Linked DNA regions of Homo sapiens: region 2 is linked to region 1. A link is an interaction called in ENCODE POLR2A ChIA-PET data of the cell type or tissue named here. Cell type or tissue: HepG2. All regions are shown on one strand. Links, peaks and the distances in the headings refer to the core of each region. The heading gives the core; the rest is flanking DNA. Region 1 holds the start of SLC30A3 (solute carrier family 30 member 3). Region 2 overlaps AGBL5 (AGBL carboxypeptidase 5).

What was found. ChIA-PET counts read pairs that join two places held together with the same protein. Peaks named below come from ENCODE experiments on the same cell type or tissue, not always from the same donor. Only the 100,000 strongest peaks of a DNase experiment are listed, where the experiment ranks them.
Region 2: POLR2A ChIA-PET joins it to region 1 with 7 read pairs; 5 of 35 experiments call an interaction of 5 or more read pairs at or near these places.

What each region holds. Positions count from the first base shown.
Region 1 is chr2:27,261,588-27,264,487 of GRCh38, forward strand. It overlaps SLC30A3 (solute carrier family 30 member 3), which reads right to left and starts at 1,460. Exons shown (of 8, transcript NM_003459.5): 1 at 1,225-1,460. The coding sequence starts at 1,319. RefSeq lists silencers at 1,015-1,174, 1,225-1,404, 1,425-1,494. In HepG2, for the core only: a CTCF peak has its summit at 1,062; no DNase peak of the experiment used is centred there; H3K4me3 peaks cover 1,859 bases; H3K27me3 peaks cover 2,286 bases.
Region 2 is chr2:27,063,372-27,066,271 of GRCh38, forward strand. The region is part of intron 11 of AGBL5 (AGBL carboxypeptidase 5); the gene reads left to right. Among named protein-coding and RNA genes, the nearest start is that of OST4, 6.8 kb to the right of the region's middle. In HepG2, for the core only: no CTCF peak of the experiment used is centred there; no DNase peak of the experiment used is centred there.

The sequences.
Region 1 (2,900 bases), core at 168-2,667:
AAGGAAGCCTGGCTGTTGGTGTGTGGGGGTGTGGGCATGTGGGGTGGCTACATGCTGTTTAGAGACAAGGAAAGGCTGTTTCCTCTCCCTGGCCCTCCGAAACCCCCAACCAACAACCGATATTGAGCGGGGAAGAGGGGTGACGTAGCAGGGGCTGAACCAAAATCAAAAGGACACCTGAAGAGATGCCAGGCCTACGGCAGAGCCCCCACCGCGTCTCTGCAGGCCCCTGCAGGAAGGGGTCCAGCTCTCTTCTGCTCACCCCCTCCCCCAACCCAGCTTGAAGGCCCCCACCCAAAGAAAGAGCGAGAAGCACACAGAAGCACCACGTCAGAGACAAAGGGAAAGGGACTAGGAGAGAAACAGAAAGATTGAGAGAGGTGGGGGAAGAGAAAAAGCCGGAGACCCTGCCAAATTCCGGAGACAAACGGACGGTCAGCCGACAGACAAGATGGCCCACGGGGGTGGGCAGGGAGGTCGGACGGCCGCTCAGAGGGGCAGGTGGACGGTGGCGGCAGGCGCGGGGGCCGGCGGGGCGCGTTGGCGGTTCTCCTGCCACCCCCGGCCCGCTGTCCCGGCCGCTCCGCGCGCCTCATTTCACACCTCGCCGCCCCCGGCCCCGTCTGTGCGGAGCCGGGAATACCCCCGCTGCCCAGACCGCACCTGCTCCTTCCTCGCCGCCCCCTCGCTTCCCGGCGGCCGCCCGCCCCCCAGGGGCCCGCAAGACCCGCGCGGAGCCCGGCCCATCCTCGGGCCCCGGCGCCCACAGCTGGCCGCGGCTGGAGGGGGCGCGCGGAGGGGAGCCCCCGGGGCCTACAGAGGGAGCTCTGAAGCCTGGGCAGCGAGGCGCTCCCGCCCTGGGCCCGGGGCAATGCGGACCTTGGCGCACCGGGCGAGGGCTCCGGCCCGACCGAGCGGCAGCTGCTCCCAGGGAAGGCAGGCGCCGCGGGGGTGGCGGAGGGGTCCGGCGGCCTGGGACGCCGGCCGGAGGGGAGTGAGAGGCCGCTTCACCCGAGGAAGTCAGGCGGCCGGGAGGAGGCGTAGCCGGCTGTGTAGGGCTGGGCGCTCCGTGTGGCCAGAGGGGATGAAGCGGGGTGCAGCGGAGCGAGGGACCCGCGGTGCGCTGGGGCGGCCGCCGGGGCCCGCGCCGAGAGAGACAACGAAATGGACGGAGGGTAGTAGGGTGGCGCCCCCGGGCCGAGGGCCAGCCCAGGTCTGTCCTACCTCTTCAAACGCAGGCTGCCTCCGGCGCCACCGCGGTCCCGGGGGCTCACCAGGCGAGTGGTCTCCAAGCCCCCAGCGGCTGGAGAGGGCTCCATGTTCCCGGTGCCCCGACCGTCTAGGCCCCACCGAGGAAGAGAGAGGCCGGGCCGGCCCCGCGCCAAGTCCGAGCAGCCCGCCGACCCCCGGGATCCCCGCAGGGCGGCGGGGCCACCAGAGTGGAGCGAACTGCAGCGACTGTGGCGCGCGGAGTCCGAACTGCAGATCCCGCTGCCGCCGGAGCCCCGCCCCGCGTGGGGCGAGCTCCCCAAGCTCCGCCTCCAGGCTCCCCGGCCTCTCCCCACCCTTAAGCCCCGCCCCCACTGCCAAAGCCCCATTTCCCCGCGCCAGAGCCCGGGAGCGCCCCGCCACCCGAGTTCTGGAGAACTCCTCATCTCCACAGCCCCGTCCCCCAGGCGAGCTAGCCCCACCTCTGCACACAGTCCCGCCCACCGGTTCCAAGCCTCGCTCCTGAAGCCCAAGAACCTCACGACCAACCTTCGCCCAACGACCACCACTCTGTGCATGCCTGCGCGGGGGTGTCGCCCACCACGCCGTCACCCTGTGGCCGCAACCCTCACGCGGAGGCAGAAACAGGAGCGGACCCATTACCTATCTCCAGAGAACCAGAAAGAACATGAGGTGAGCGGTGACACAGGGAGATTCCAGGGACTCCAGAAACCCCTTTACGGAGAATCTGGGGTCGGAATTCACGAGCCCAGTCTGCTGCCAATCACTGTACCGCGAATGATCATTTATTTTTATACAGAAACATTGGGTGACAAGCTTCCTGCTCTCCTTCAACCCACTGTTATCCCTGCTTTTCAAATGAGTAAACTGAGACCCAGAGGAAGAAGAGTCCAAGGTCATGCAGGCTGTGAATAAAGGGCCCGGCCTGGACCCCCATCCTCTTTCCCTCCCCGGCTCTGGACGCCGCACTGGCAACTGGAGAGCGCTCACAGTTCTCTTACGGGCGGGGGTCCAGTGAAGTCGAGCCGCCTATCTGGTGTCACGGCCACTGTTTATGGAGAGGGGCTGAGGGGCAGCGGGGCAGCGTGTCAGCTAGTGATTCCCATCCTCCACACCTGCAGCGCCCTCCTGGACATTACCGCATTCTGCCTCATTTGGGGGAAACTAAAACCCAGGGGAGGGAGCGACTTACAGCAAAGTCGGTGGCCGAGCCTCAAGTCGAAGCTTCAAATGCTCAATGTTCTCTCCCCTCGCACCTGCCGCCACTGTAGAATGGGAGGGGGTGGGAAGAGGATTGTGCACTCGAAGCTGTGACAGTCTGTGAAGAGGAGGGTCCGTAGGAGGAGGGGAGCGAGTGAGCAGGGATGGGGAAGCGTGGAGGGTGGGAATGGTTAGTGAGCCCAGGCAAGAAACTCATCAGCCGCATCCTTCAGAACACACTGGGCGTCCTGAACTTAGGCTTCTGGGGACAGACACCTACCCTCGATATTGTTATTCCAACGAGCCCAAGAGTGCACTTGCAAAAAAACAAAACAAAACAAAACAAAAACGGGAGCACGTGCCAGATACAGTGGTTGGAAGTGATGGGGTTAACCCGGGAGAGCTTCGCGGAGGAGGTGAGGCTTAAACGGATTAGGAAAGCTGGGCGGCGGGCTGGCTGTTCCGGCGGG
Region 2 (2,900 bases), core at 254-2,753, 200 kb before region 1:
CACGAGGTCTCGAGGAGATCGAGACCGTCCTGGCTAACATGGTGAAACCCCATCTCTACTAAAAATACAAAAAATTAGCCAGGTGTGGTGGTGGGTGCCTGTAGTCCCAGCTACTCGGAAGGCTGAGGCAGGAGAATGGCGTGAACCCAGGAGGCGGAGCTGGCAGTGAGCCCAGATCGCGCTACTGCACTCCAACCTGGGCGACAGAGCGAGACTCCGTCTCAAAAAAAAAAAAAAAGAATGCTTGTCCCACCTTTCTACCCCTCAGAGGGCATAAATCAGGTCTGTGATTGTCCCAGGGATTCACTAAGATCTGGAGTGCTAGGGACGGTTCCAAAGACGTTCAGGGAGGATGACACACAGGACCTTGGCACAAGTCAAGTAACTGCTGCTGTAAACAGTGAGACCTTAGAACACCCATTCTGACTCATTCAAGGGGAGATCAGTCTCCCCTCAGACCTCTTAGACCTTTGCCCAGTACTATCCTACCACCCCCAAAATGGAACATCTGGCTGGTTGCCATAAGATACCATTTCATAACCTCTGGAAGCAGAGCTGATCACATCACTCTTGCACTCTTGCTTGTTCTTTCTCACTTGCTTTTACCCTTTCCTGGGGTAGGGTGAAGGTTTGTCCCTTAATATGGTTTCAGCATGCCTGTGTGTGTAGATATTTCTCAAATTATCTAAACTATTTCCTCTATCAAGTTCATGATTTCTGCCTACTGTGCACTGTCAGCTGGACATCATCCTGACATCCATTTTAATCACAGAATTACTTGGCTCTGGGCCCTAGACTATCTCTGTCATTGGTGGTAGCTAATGTTTTAGGTTATTTGACTATGGCCACGAGTCTTGACTTCTGTTATCCTATTGGCAACCTGTGCCAACAACTCTCACTAGCCCCCTAACATCTGGTTGTTTTTGACTTTTTTTTTTTTTTTTGAGACAGTCTCGCTCTGTCACCCAGGCTGGAGTGCAGTGGCGTGATCACAGCTCACTCCAACCTTCGTGTCCCTGGCTCAAGTGATCCTCCAGCCTCAGCCTCCCTAGTAGCTGGGCCTACAGGTGCACACCACCACACCTGGCTGATTTTTGTATTTCTTTTTTTAGTAGAGATGGGGTTTCACCAAGTTGCCCAGCCTAGTCTCAAGCTCCCGGACTCAAGTGATCCAGCCGCCTCAGCCTCCCAAGGCACATGAGCCACCGTGCCTGGCGTTTTTGACTCTTGACCACCGTCTTAACCTATAATTGGTACCCAGCATATCTCCTCATAATAGAGTAGCTTCCATCCTGAGATCTCTCCCTTTCTTCTTTATTCATACAAGTATCGATTTTTTTTTTCCATTCAATTTTTTTTTTTTCCATTTTGGTTTGGAACCTTTTTTTTTTTTTTTTTTTTTTGAGACAGTCTCACTCTGTCGCCCAGGCTGGAGTGCAGTGGCCGATCTCAGCTCACTGCAATCTCCGCTTCCCGAGTTCAGGTGATTCTCCTGCCTCAGCCTCTGGAGTAGCTGGGATTACAGGCGCTCACCACCACGCCTGGCTAATTTTTTGTATTTTTAGTAGAAACGGGGTTTCTCCACGTTGGTCAGGCTGGTCTCGAACTCCCGAACTCAGTGATCCGCCTGCCTCAGCCTCCCAAAGTGGTGGGATTACAGGTGTGAGCCACCGTGCCTGACCTGGTTTGGACCTTTCAAAAGTATTCTTGTCACTGCCTGCTAATTCCCAGTGTGGCTGGGAAGATGAAGTTACTGTCACTTCTTAAGTTAGAGGATTTTCATATCCAACACGTTTATTAATGGTCAGTTGGCATGCTGGCACCTCTGGTGAATTCAGTTCTATGAAAAGTTAATAGCCCATCAGTTTGAGAGCATTTGGCACCTGCTGTTCCTCTGTGATGAGGAAGGACACGCCAAAGCTGCAAGCCTCCCTACCCCATCCATTTACCATCTGTCCCCCTGGGCCCCACCCTTCAGAACTTGTAGTAATAAGTCTCGAGACATGAGTGGACCAGAGACAGCTGCCCCAAAGGATATAACTGTATGCCTTTAGACTCCCACAGATGATTGATCCAGCTCATGGTGTCTGCTGTTCAAGTAAACAAAACATTGATTAAGGTCTCTGGTTTTTCAGGCAGCATTTTACAGGCACTGGGATATATAGTGTTGGAGGCAACAAAGTCCCTACTCCCAAGAAACTCAAGTTCCAGTTAGAAAAAATATTAGCTTATGTTTATTGAGTAGTATGTGCCTTTAAGTACTTTACACATACTAACTTAATTAAACAGAAACCATGAACTACTAGCCACACAAACAAAGGATGAAGGTAATGAGAAGAGAACAATTAATGTTGCCTGTAATGGTCAAGTAAGCTTCAAGTAAGAGAGGTAACATTTGAGATGGGACATGAAAGATGGTCATGGTTTCACTAGAAAAGGAAACAGTTCCAGAGGAACCACACACAACTAGTAGCCATGGGGTCTATAGCAGAGGGTATGAAGGATCAAATCAGCATCCTACTAAGGATTTGCAGACTGGAACTATAGTGGGCAAGGCTTTGAATGTGTAGTGTTCAAAAGTTTAGACTTCATCCTTTAGATCTTCAAGCCCAGTGCAATGGCTCACACCTGTAATCCCAGCACTTTGGGAACTGAAGCAGGAGGATCGCTTGAGCCCATGAGTTCCAGACCACCCTGGGCAACATGGTGAGACTCCATCTCCACAAAAAATTTAAAAATTAGCTGGGCTTGGTGGCGTGTGCCTGTTGTCCCAGCTACTTGGGATGCAGGAGGTCAAGTTTGTAGTGAGCCATGTTCATGCCACTGCACTACAGCCTAGGTGACAGAGTGAGACCCTGTCTCCAAAAAAAAAAAAAAAAAAAACCTCAGGTGAATGCAGA